Linked DNA regions of Homo sapiens: region 2 is linked to region 1. The links are chromatin loops, found by intact Hi-C in ENCODE. Cell type or tissue: endothelial cell of umbilical vein. All regions are shown on one strand. Each heading gives the region's core, and the rest is flanking DNA. Links, peaks and the distances in the headings are about the cores only. Region 1 has its middle 24 kb from the start of FAM50B. Region 2 overlaps PXDC1 (PX domain containing 1).

Region 1 (5,372 bases), core at 319-5,318:
GGTATAAAACATACACTTGTGAATTTCAGTTTCTCATTTAAAGTCAAAATTAAACACAGATTACTTCCCTGAGAGGATATGGAACAGCTATCAGGGAAGCAGATGGAATGGGAAGATGAAACTCAGAGTTCACTAAGCTAATTGGCCAATTGAGGGGGGACCCATAGTACTTTAAGGTAAGCTACTGTCTGACCTCTGCAACCCTCCAGGCCAATAAACACCTCCTCCCTTTAGTTAGACAAATGCTGGGAGAATCAGAATTCAATTTTCACAAACTTTTTCAAAATATTATTTAAAGAAGATGCAGAAAAGCCAGTTAAATGTGGGTAAGGCTGGCCTAACCAACGTTTTTAGAAAACACTTAGCATTACTTGGTCAAAGCAACATCGCAGCCCAAGAAGACCAGCGTATGAAGTGATAACATCTATAGTTGCAGAGGTCTGTTCTGGGACCAGCCAGGGATGCAGACCCCAACCTGGGACACAGATGAACCAGGAGTGTTAAATAGTAATATTTGCATGAATGCACAGTTAGATAGTGTATATATTGAGTTGTATATTTTCTTTTTTCTCTTTTTTTGAGATGGAGTCTCACTCTGTTGCCCAGGCTGGAGTGCAGTGGCTGATCTCAGCTCACTGCAACCTCTGCTGCCTGGGCTCAAGCAATTCTCCTGCCTCAGCCTCCCGATTACCTGGGATTACAGGCACCTGCTACCATGCCCGGCTGATGTTTTTTTTTGAGACAGAGTCTTGCTCTGTTGGCCAGATTGGAGTGCAGTGGTGCGATCTCGGTTCACTGCAACCTCCACCTCACGGGCGCAAGCAATTCTCCTGCCTCAGCTCCTCTCAGTAGCTGGGATTACAGGCGTGCGCCACCATGCCCAGCTAATTTTTGCATTTTTAGTAGAGATGGGGTTTTACCATGTTGGCCAGGCTGGTCTCGAACTCTTGACCTCAGGTAATCCACCCGCCTCAGCTTCCCAAGGTGTTGGGATTACAGGTGTGAGCCACCGTGCCCGTTCAATTTTTGTAGTTTTAGTAGAGACGGGGTGTTACCATCTTGGCCAGGCTGGTCTTGAAATCCTGACCTCATGATCCACCCGCCTTGGACTCCCTAAGTGCTGGGATTACAGGCGTGAGCCACCATGCCTGGCCAGTTGTATATTTTCATTAGTGTGGCTCTAATAAACATAAATGTCTAATCTTATCATGCCGAACATGATTATACTAAAATACACAGGGAGTTTCTGAAACACATACATGCTTTTTAATAATGAATCTGCTTATTATCGTGTTATTCTCTTAGATCACACAGCACACAAACACTCACAGTCGTTCAGAATCCTTGCCATCAATCTGGGTTCTGACCTTAGCTAGCTGTCCGACCTCAGGCAAGATACCTCCTGGGACCTGAATGTCCTCATCTGTAAAACTGCAACAACTCTATCTACCTGGCAGCATTGTTGTGAAGATGAAATGAGTTAGTGCAAGTAAAGTCCTTTTTAAAGCTGGGTCTATCACATAGTAAGTGCTCAATAAATTTAGCAATATGTGTTTGTGAGCAGGTAAGAGCAGTATCTGGATAGCTCCTGTCTCTGACCCACCCGATCCCTTCCTCGTATTTACAAGTCATTGATATTTTAGTTTCAAATTCATGTGTCCAAATTCTTTGTTAGACTTTTCCTTTCCTATTAGCCCTTTCACTCCAGAGCAAGGATGGTAAGACGCTCAGGGAAAGGTTGTGATGTGATCACAGATTGCTGTCTACATTCACACTCAGCTAGGGTTACTTGCAGGAGAAACCTGCCCCTAAGCACACAGTCCACGTGTGCCAGGGGTGGACGCACACAAGGGCCCTGCTGCCACCATGGCTGGGACCTTGCCCGCCTTGGGCACAGGCAGGGCCCAGCTTTTCAGATGAGATCACCAGTGTCTGACCCAGGAGCCAAGTGCTCAGGCCAAAAGACTCCAAATTAAGCCAGCTGAGGTGCTTTCTTTTGAGATGGGAGAACATGTGTTCCATTCTTAAGGGGAGAAAGCAACTCAGGACTTCATGTTTTCATTGTACTTGGCTCTCACTGCCTCTAACTCCAGGCGTTTGTGGAACAGGGAAATGAGCTCCGAGTCAAATGATAAAGCTGATATGATTCATGTGTCTTTCAGGAGGAAAGAGACAGGAAACGGAGGCCTGGCTGCCTGGGCTGTGACGTTGCCCCTCTGGCATGCTGTCCGGGCCTGGAAAAATGCAGCTGGCACTGCCTTGAGGATTCGGAGCAGACAGGAGTTATGTGGTTGCTTGGCCAACTCCCGAGTACAATAAACTTAATCTTGGAAGTCTTACTCTCGAGGGTGAGGAAAGGGTGAAATGTCGGTATGTAGACTCTGTCGCCAAGAAGCACAGGAGAAATGAAAGAAGAAACAAATCCCTTCAGTTAAAATGCCAGTGGAAAAACACTTCTGAAAAACAAACACCGAGAAGCACAATGTGTTTTTATGTGCTTGAGATTTTTTAAAAACGAGTTTTGGAAAATAGTCTCTTGATGTTTACATAGTTCCCCGTGAATAAAGGGCAACTGGGAATTTGGACTGGCCTGGCTCTCAAGTAGGGGTCCGCAACCTGCAGCCCGAGGGCCCGTCGGTCGCTGCTGGCTTCTTTCTATGAATGCTGCCCTACTGAACACAGCCGCGCCCCTCCGTGACCTGTGCCTGCGGCTGCTCTCATACTACCACGACAGAGCGGTGGGGGGCGTTGCAGCACTCACCTCACAGCACACATACATCAAAATAGTTACTGTCTGATCCTTTACAGAAAAAGTTGACTGATCCTTGGTCTAAAACAGGAGAGGGAAGTACTCACTCACCTCAGTGCCCATTTCATGCAGAGCTGCAAGAGCTCTCTGCCCTACCACAGTGCGGCCACCTAATTGTCTCTCCTTGGCAGAACACATGCTTGGCTGGCGGCTGTGGGGAGGGCAATCTGGCTAAATAATGCATCAGCAGGGCTGCCTCTGTTCTTAGTTTTCCTGCAGACTTTGCTGGGTCATGCAGCTAGGTTAGATTTCAGAGGGTCCTGCAGAACCACACTGACTTCTAGTTCCCTGTCTCCTTGTCTGTAGGCCCTGTGAGTGCAGGGCAAGGCCAGCTCATTTTTGCATCTAATTTGTACCATAGAATCGGTGCTGAATAAATGTTTTTTTTTTTTTTGAGACAGAGTTTCGCTCTTGTTGCCCAGGCTGGAGTGAAGTGGCACCATCTGGACTCACTGAAACCTCCACCTCCCAGGTTCAAGCGATTCTCCTGCCTCTGCCTCCCAAGTAGACAGGATTACAGGCATGCACTACCATGCCTGGCTAATTTTTGTATTTTTAGTAGAGATGGGGTTTTACCATGTTGGCCAGGCTGGCCTCAAACTCCTAACCTCAGGTGATCCACCCGCCTCAGCCTCCTAAAGTGCTAGGATTACAGGCTGAGCCACTGTGCCTGGCCATTAAATGTGATTTTAAATAATAAACAAGTGCACACACACTAGATTACATTTTCAGAATTACCAAGTGAGTGGGAGTCTCAACCCCATCTGTTGAGACCTTATCCCACGCAGACTGTCCAGAACCTCAACCCAGCAGGGTTCGACCCAGATATGAGGGTTGCAGGGCAGCTACAAAGGTAGCCCCTCTTCAAGCCAATATACGTATTTTTACATTAGTCCACATTATTTAGTGGGAAGAAATAAATTTTCTTTTAGTAAAACTTGGTAAAAGATATATCTTTTACCATATATCATACCAAGATACCATATATCTTCCTTTCCATCAAGGGCTTTATCAGCACGTTGAATACAACAGAACATCTCAACGTGCTGAGTTTGGAATTGGCTTTCAGTTCACAGTTTTTCTATCACTTGTGACTAGATTATGATTCAGTCATTCACACCAAGAATTGAAATAACAATCTAATTCAACATTGATTTAATAATTATTAATTGTTCTTCCTGGCCTTCATTACCCTAAAAACATGTTGCTGTTGTTGTTGTTTTTTTCTGGAGGCCTTATTCTCTTGAGTTTTCTTTTGCAATTTTCTGAACACAACAATTTCTTGGTTACATGTTAAATACTTTGAAATTTATGCAATAAAACAAAACCGCGCAGTCCCAGGAAACATCCCTCTACAGCGCATTACTTGGTTTCGGAATCTCGTTGACCATGGGGTCAGCTTCAGCAGGCTGGTTTCAAGTTTGGTGTCGGGAACCCAGGGGCCGCCCCCTTCAATATTTCCCCAACTAAGAAAGGTGAGCACAGGCAAGGGGATCTGTCTTGCTTCCTCTTCAAGGCTTGACTACTATGGTTGGTATAGGACAGGCTTATATTTAGCCATTTATCTAATGAGTTGTATGTGGAAACCTGAATTCATCAACATCCCGGTTGTGATGGATTCCAGTAAGGTTCGAGCACATCCATATTCCTGGTGCAAGACAAGTCTCCTGAGTGTCCCGCCTCCTAATCCCGCTTAGCTGCCTCACTTCCTTCCTTCACAAAGATTGAGTCAATTTACAATCTTAGAGCAACAGATCACCACAGAACAATAATGATAGTAATGATGGCTCCCATCAGACCGTGAGCTCCATCAATAGGGATATCTGTCTCTTTTGTTTGCTCACTGCTAACACCACACTCCAGGGCCCAGTCCAGCACTGCTACGGCCAAGGGAAGTAGAGTCTGGCTAGCAAACCATCAGGTTGCAATAGACAGGCACTCAATAAATACTTGCCAAATGAATGAATTTGCTGAAAGCTTACTGTGGGTAAAGTTCTTTCTGTGTCATTTCATTTAACCCTCGTGACCATTACTGTGAGCAAAGCATTGCTGTATCCATTTAACAGGTGAAAAATTGAGGCTCTGTGTGCAGTTAATTGACTTGACCACATACATTCAGCTGGTGTAAGGGGCACCCAGTTGGACTCAGGCCTACTTGGCGTCACAACCTTTACTCTTTCCACAATGCAACTCAGTCCCTGGGGCCATGCAGTTGGCTCTATTAGGGAATGAATCCTGGTATTCAGACCGGTCAGGCATGGAACATGCCTGTGCAGTTACTGGCTCACCACAAAATATTAATTACCACAGGGGAATAGGTTAAAGGCTATTTGTAGGGTAGCAGGAAGCCTAATCTATTGCCAGCTGCAGATAAAGACCAGCCAGAACTCTAGCATATCACTGGCAATGAGGAGTGGCTTTGTTTGACTCTGTGTGGGCAGGTTTTGTCGGATAGCAAGAGCACCCGGGCTGGTATTGCAGAAAGCAGTGTATAAGGATTCTGTAATCCTACTCTTAATTTGTCTAGTCAAATGCAGGTTTTATAACAGATGGGCTCTGGCTT
Region 2 (5,372 bases), core at 218-5,217, 77 kb after region 1:
AAGGGGCCGAGGCCGGCAGGGCGGGCGCCGGACTCTCCCTGAGGACGAGTCACTTCCGAGGAGGGCGGGGGCGCCCGGGGCTGAGCGGCTCACAGGGTCGGCCCGGCCCTAGCCCCCTGCCCGGTACCTCCCGAGGGCCGGCGGGCGGGCGCACTGGGAAAGCGTCTGGGAGCAGTTAACTGCAGGGTCCGAGCCGGGGGTCGCGTCGGGTCTGGCCGCCGCCCCGAGTTCTCCCCGCGGAGGGCGCGCCCCTGGTCTTCGAGCGCGAGGTGCCACGCAGCCCTTCCGTCCCTCCTCGGAGCGGCCGCCCCGCCCGCGGCTGCCGCGGACAGCCAGGGCCCCCCCGCACCCCCGCCAGGGCTGGTCCCCATTCGCGTTTGATCAGCTGCGCCGCCTCCTCCCCGGCCTCGTGACCGTCCTGGCTCGCGGGAATTCTTGTTTTCAGAAACCGCGGTGGCTTCCCTTTTCCTACCGCTCTGCCCGATCTTTCTTTTGGAGGCCAGGCTGAGGGGGTGGAAGCCGGGAGGACGCAAGAGAGAGGGACTGGAATTGAGACGGGAAGAATTGCGGGGTGGAGGGGGCAGGCCGAGGAGAGGGGCCGCCTGGGAGGGCCGGGAGGGGAGAAGGGGCGGGAAGACTGGAGGACTTCCGAGCAGGTCCCACCCCCCTCCATGGGTGACCACCTGTAGCTCGGAACATTGGGACAGTGGCCCAGCAGCCTTCTTTTCTGCAGTCCTCCTCTAAGCAGAGACCTCCTGAAAGCTTGGGGCCAAGTTACTGAAGCAGAAGGTGGCCCGTCCAAGTCTCCCCAGCCTCCTATCTGGCTGCGTTCTTGAGATAACCTGTGCTTTCCCCTGGCGATGGCCCCAACCCCAGTGTGAGAATTACGTGGATAATTAGCTTAGTTCTCATGACACATCTTTTGGAAGGGCTCCCACAGCCAGCGAGTTGGGGCCCTGAGCGAGAAGGCCCGCCTTTCAGGCCTCCCTCTGCTCCCCAGAGCCTCACATTTATAGCTGTTCTCCAGACAGTTGGGTGTTATTTCAAGCATGGAAGCAGTTTTCCTTGGATTTGCTGTTTGTTATGATATTTTAAATTTAACAAATCAATGCCCAAATCAGGAAAGCATCGTGAAGGAACAGCGGTTTATTCAATGACCTTTCCTGGAACGAGGCTTAAATACACTGGAGTCCCTGAGCTTCACTGTGGTCAGGCGTCTGAGCTCCGTGACCCCAGGCAGGCTGGTTGGAGCGGGATCCCCGTGGGGCTCCCCACCTGTAACTTTGTGCTTGTGGTCTCTGACGTTTGTGAGGACTGAAAGGCATGGTAGAGGGTCTAACAAGAGCAGGTTCTCCATAAATGCCAGTTGTCATTGTTACCGTCCCATCAGCTGCTTCTGGCTGGGGTTGGGCCAGACGGTGGAAAGAGGGCGTGGTTTCAGTTGCATCCACGCTGGTGGAAATACCTCACCTGGAGCAGGAGGGAGGGGCGTGCCCTGCACACACCCTGGCTCCGCCTCTTTTGCTGTCGCCCTAGTTGTGCTGGGTCTGTTACGCGGTCACAAGCTGTGTGGACACGCAGGAGTGGCTCAAAAGAGTGAAGAAAGGTTGAAGACGCGAGCGATTACCGTGGAGAAAAGGCTCAGAAGGGATATGATAGCTACCTCCAAGTACCTCAAGGGGAACAGAAATCAGAAATAGGGGTCAGAATGATGGTGGCAGGGCTGGTGGGCGGTGAGTGTGAGGTCCAGCGGCTGGGTGTAAAGGACTTTCTCACAGCACACCGTGGAACTGTTGGAGCTGCTCTCTCTGCTGGGGACAGTCTGGCACACCCTGGAGGGGGTGAAGAGGGGAGCCTGGGACCAGAACCGGGACCATAAGCCCTGCCTTCATTCTAGTCCTTGGTTTTCTGAGGGGCAGTTAGTTGGTCCCTGCCCAGCACCACCTGAGTTTTGTTGTGCAGCGCCAGGGAAGTCCTTTCCCTTTCTTTGATCCTTTTAAGTCCAGGGAAATTGTTTGCCAAGTAAAATATATCCCAGTAATGTAAAAGCAGATTGCACCTTATTTCCATGCAGATTTATTGTTTGCATAAAAAGATTATCTGGATATACAAACTATAAACACAAAAGGCAGCCAGATGTGTGTGCTTTGCTGTGCTGCAATGCCGGCTTTTCTCTGCATCATTCCCTATCACATTCCCCAGTTTACATGGATTGAACTGTTTCTGGGACGGGTTAGATTTGCATTCTCTAGTTCCATTTAAGAGATTTGTGAGGAAATCTGGATTTCTGAGCTTCTGCTGGCAGTGGGCTGGTGACTCTTGGAAGTGTCTGCACACCCTTGGAGGGTGTGGGAGCCTTGGCCCCACTTGCAGCTTTGAATCTGCTAGCAATTAAAGGGATGCTGAGCCCTTTTCTTGGTCCCTTGAGTACTGCAGTGGGGGAGAATGTGCTTTTTCTCTCTCTGCACACACACACTGTGGAGTGGTGCTTGGAGGCCATCCCTGGGCCTTGTATGTGTCACGGTGACACATCTGCAGGGATATGTCAATCCCTGCCTGGGGTGGAGGCACAGTGCTCACTAGCGCTCTCTCCTGGACTTCTGTTTGGGTGAGGTCGGACCGGGCTGACCTCAGGACTTGCCCAGCTTCTGTCCTCTCTCCCCTTTCCTCGCACTCTCACTCTCCCACCCGACCTTCTTCTCCATCCAGATTGGATATGCCCCCTCTCCCTTTCTTGTCCCGCAGCCCTAGGGGAGGGAGGTAGCTGTTTCCTGGGGATATTGTCGCCGGGTTACCAAGGTGTTCCGTTCTTGTGTTTTCCAGACTCTTAACACCAGTGGGCCCAAGTCTTTCATTTCAGTCCCCTCTGTGCGATACCTAACATGGTTCAGGGTTACCCTTTATTTACATCTCTCGCATCTAGGAAGGTTTATGCTTTAAAACATAAACATGTTGAATTTCCTTGTTGGCATTTTGAGGCTCCTAGACTTTTTCGATTGTTATTTCTATAGTTTCAGGCTTTGTGATGTCTGAGCCAACCAGGTCACCACTGCAGCAACAGATTGTGTTCCCGAGTAGTCAGGTGATCTTTCATTCTTAGTAGCTGTACAATCAACATTTTGCTTTTACATTCATTCCATCAAATATCTGCATAGTGCCTACCACATGTGTAGGTGATGGTGGCACAGCAGTGAACAAGAGACCAAGAACATCCCTGCCCTCATGATTCTTATATTCTGGTTGGGAGAAATCCAATAGTAACAAGATAAACAAGTAACAAATACATTAGATAGTGATACATGTTCAAAAGGAAAAATAAGTAAGCAAAGAAAGGGGCTCCGACTTACAGGAGCAGGGGGAGGGGTTTTGCGTTTAGACAGGGTGATCGAGGACAAGTGACTTTTGAAGAGAGACATGAAGGAAAGCGGGGATCATGCCATTGGGTGCCTGGGGAAGTCGATTCTAGGCAGTGGAAGAGCAGGTGCAAAGGCCCTGAGGCTGGCATGTGCCTGGTGGGTTTGGGGAGTGAGGAGGTACGGTGGCTGGTGTGGAGACTGTTGGTCAGGAAGGGAGAGAGGAAGGTCGTGGTCACATTTGGGCTTTTATTCAGAGAGGGCTCTGAGCAGAGAGGTGATTTGGCCTGACTCAAACTCGGGCTGCTGTGCTGGGAAAGAGCAGGGGAGGCGTGGAGGCAGGTGCTGGGGGCTGGTGCAGCAGAGCAGGTGGGAGAAGTGGGCAAACGCTGATGTGCATTGAGGGAGAGCCACAGGGGCACTGCAAGGCCAGACATGGGGTGTGGAGTAGTGTGCAGATGACCCCAGAGTTTTCAGCCTGAGGTGCAGGACTGGCAGGATTGCCATTTGCTGCCATGGGGGAGTCGGCAGGAGGAGTTGACATGGGGGAGGGGGTGGCTCAGGAGGGCAGCTTGGGAGGCGGCATTTTAGCGTTTTCTCTTAGTAAGGCCATGATCACAAGCCCGCCAGCCCATGTGGTGCTAATGTACCTGCCTGTGCTCATCTTTATCACCAAAGACATTCATCTACCTGCATGCTAGGAGACTGTCGTCTTAGATTTGAGATCCGAGTACCAGGGGACTGGCATCTGGGACATTACCAGAAAAGGGCTGGACACAGATGTGACTACCAGACTCCCACAACCCTGACAGCTCTAGGAAGATGCGTGATTTGATCCCAGGGCCTGAACCTGCTCATGCTGTTCTCGGGTGGACAGTGAGGGGAGAAGCCCTGTGTTACCCTGAAACATAAGGGAGAATCCCACCCGATGGCCAACTGCAAAGCCACGGAGTTTACTTTCTTAGTGACAGTGGCTCAGAAATGATCATGGGCCACACCAGTCCCGGGCAGCAGAGCAGGGGCACAGAGGCACCATCTCTGCCCCATCCAGTGGGCCCTTGCAAGTGGGGTGCTGGCTGGGCCTGCCCTTTGCCTTCAACCATAGCTCCACCCCCGTGCAGAATTCACCTGCGTCATTCTGCCCCACCCAGAGGGGCAGCTTTACTTCTCAGGGGACTTGGATCTTCCTTTCTGACTCACAGACCTATTTTTGACTCTGTTGACCTGGCCAAGTCACCCTGCACTGGGGGTGCCCTGCCAGGGCTCCCATGGGGCCACCCACCTTCACGCGGCCTCCTCTTCCTCTTTCTTCCTTCTGTTTTGCTTTTCTTTGCCAAGCCCAAACCCCGCCGCCCACTCTGCTTCCCCCATCCTGCTGTACCTGGGATCCTCTTCCTTTTCCATAAATGGCCACTGAGCTGCGTTTGGTTTGCTGCCCCCCCGACAGATCTCAGACTGAGCCCCTGGGCCCCAGGCGACACCTGAGCTCACTTCCCAGCTGGAGACTGGACACTTCCACAGACAGACCTGCTTCCAGGGCTACTGCCTTTCACGGTGGCAGTTGGCACTGAAAAGCTGCAGCTTTCTCACAGAACAGGCCAGGGACTCAGCTCAGGAGCACCTTGATCTGAGCTCCCTGCTTGGTGGCGAGAGGAGCTGAACGCACACCATATGTGGTGACATTCTTCTGCAGACAGACACCTCTAGCTGTGCCCCCTCTTGCCCCATCCCACAGGAAATGGGGACATCAGACAGACCACGTAACTCTTTTGCCAACTTACACCTGCAAGGGTTTCTTCCCATTGTTAAGAAACCTTGCTGATGTTTAACCTAGACTCAGCAGAAAACACATGGTGGACAGCGGGTGCAGAGGGGGAGGGAAGAGCTTGCAGTTCATACTTTGATAGGTGGCAGCTGTCAGTCTCATCATAGAAGATCAAGGCCTTGCCAGATTGCTGGATCACCCACCTGGGACACAGCTGGGTCATGGTAGGAGGGGTCAGCTTGGGGGTCAACCAC

What was found. A loop is a pair of places that touch in the nucleus more often than their neighbours do. Peaks named below come from ENCODE experiments on the same cell type or tissue, not always from the same donor. Only the 100,000 strongest peaks of a DNase experiment are listed, where the experiment ranks them.
Region 2: it touches region 1 in a loop (5-fold over the local background); 71 of 110 quality-filtered maps call a loop at or near these places.

What each region holds. Positions count from the first base shown.
Region 1 is chr6:3,823,006-3,828,377 of GRCh38, reverse strand. No RefSeq gene overlaps it. Among named protein-coding and RNA genes, the nearest start is that of FAM50B, 24 kb to the left of the region's middle. In endothelial cell of umbilical vein, for the core only: a CTCF peak has its summit at 2,731; DNase peaks (open chromatin) are centred at 2,217, 2,697 and 4,517; H3K27ac peaks cover 4,452 bases.
Region 2 is chr6:3,745,666-3,751,037 of GRCh38, reverse strand. The region is part of intron 1 of PXDC1 (PX domain containing 1); the gene reads left to right. Among named protein-coding and RNA genes, the nearest start is that of PXDC1, 3.4 kb to the left of the region's middle. RefSeq lists a silencer at 22-101. In endothelial cell of umbilical vein, for the core only: a CTCF peak has its summit at 2,587; DNase peaks (open chromatin) are centred at 447, 887, 1,467 and 2,567; H3K4me3 peaks cover 2,719 bases; H3K27ac peaks cover 3,834 bases.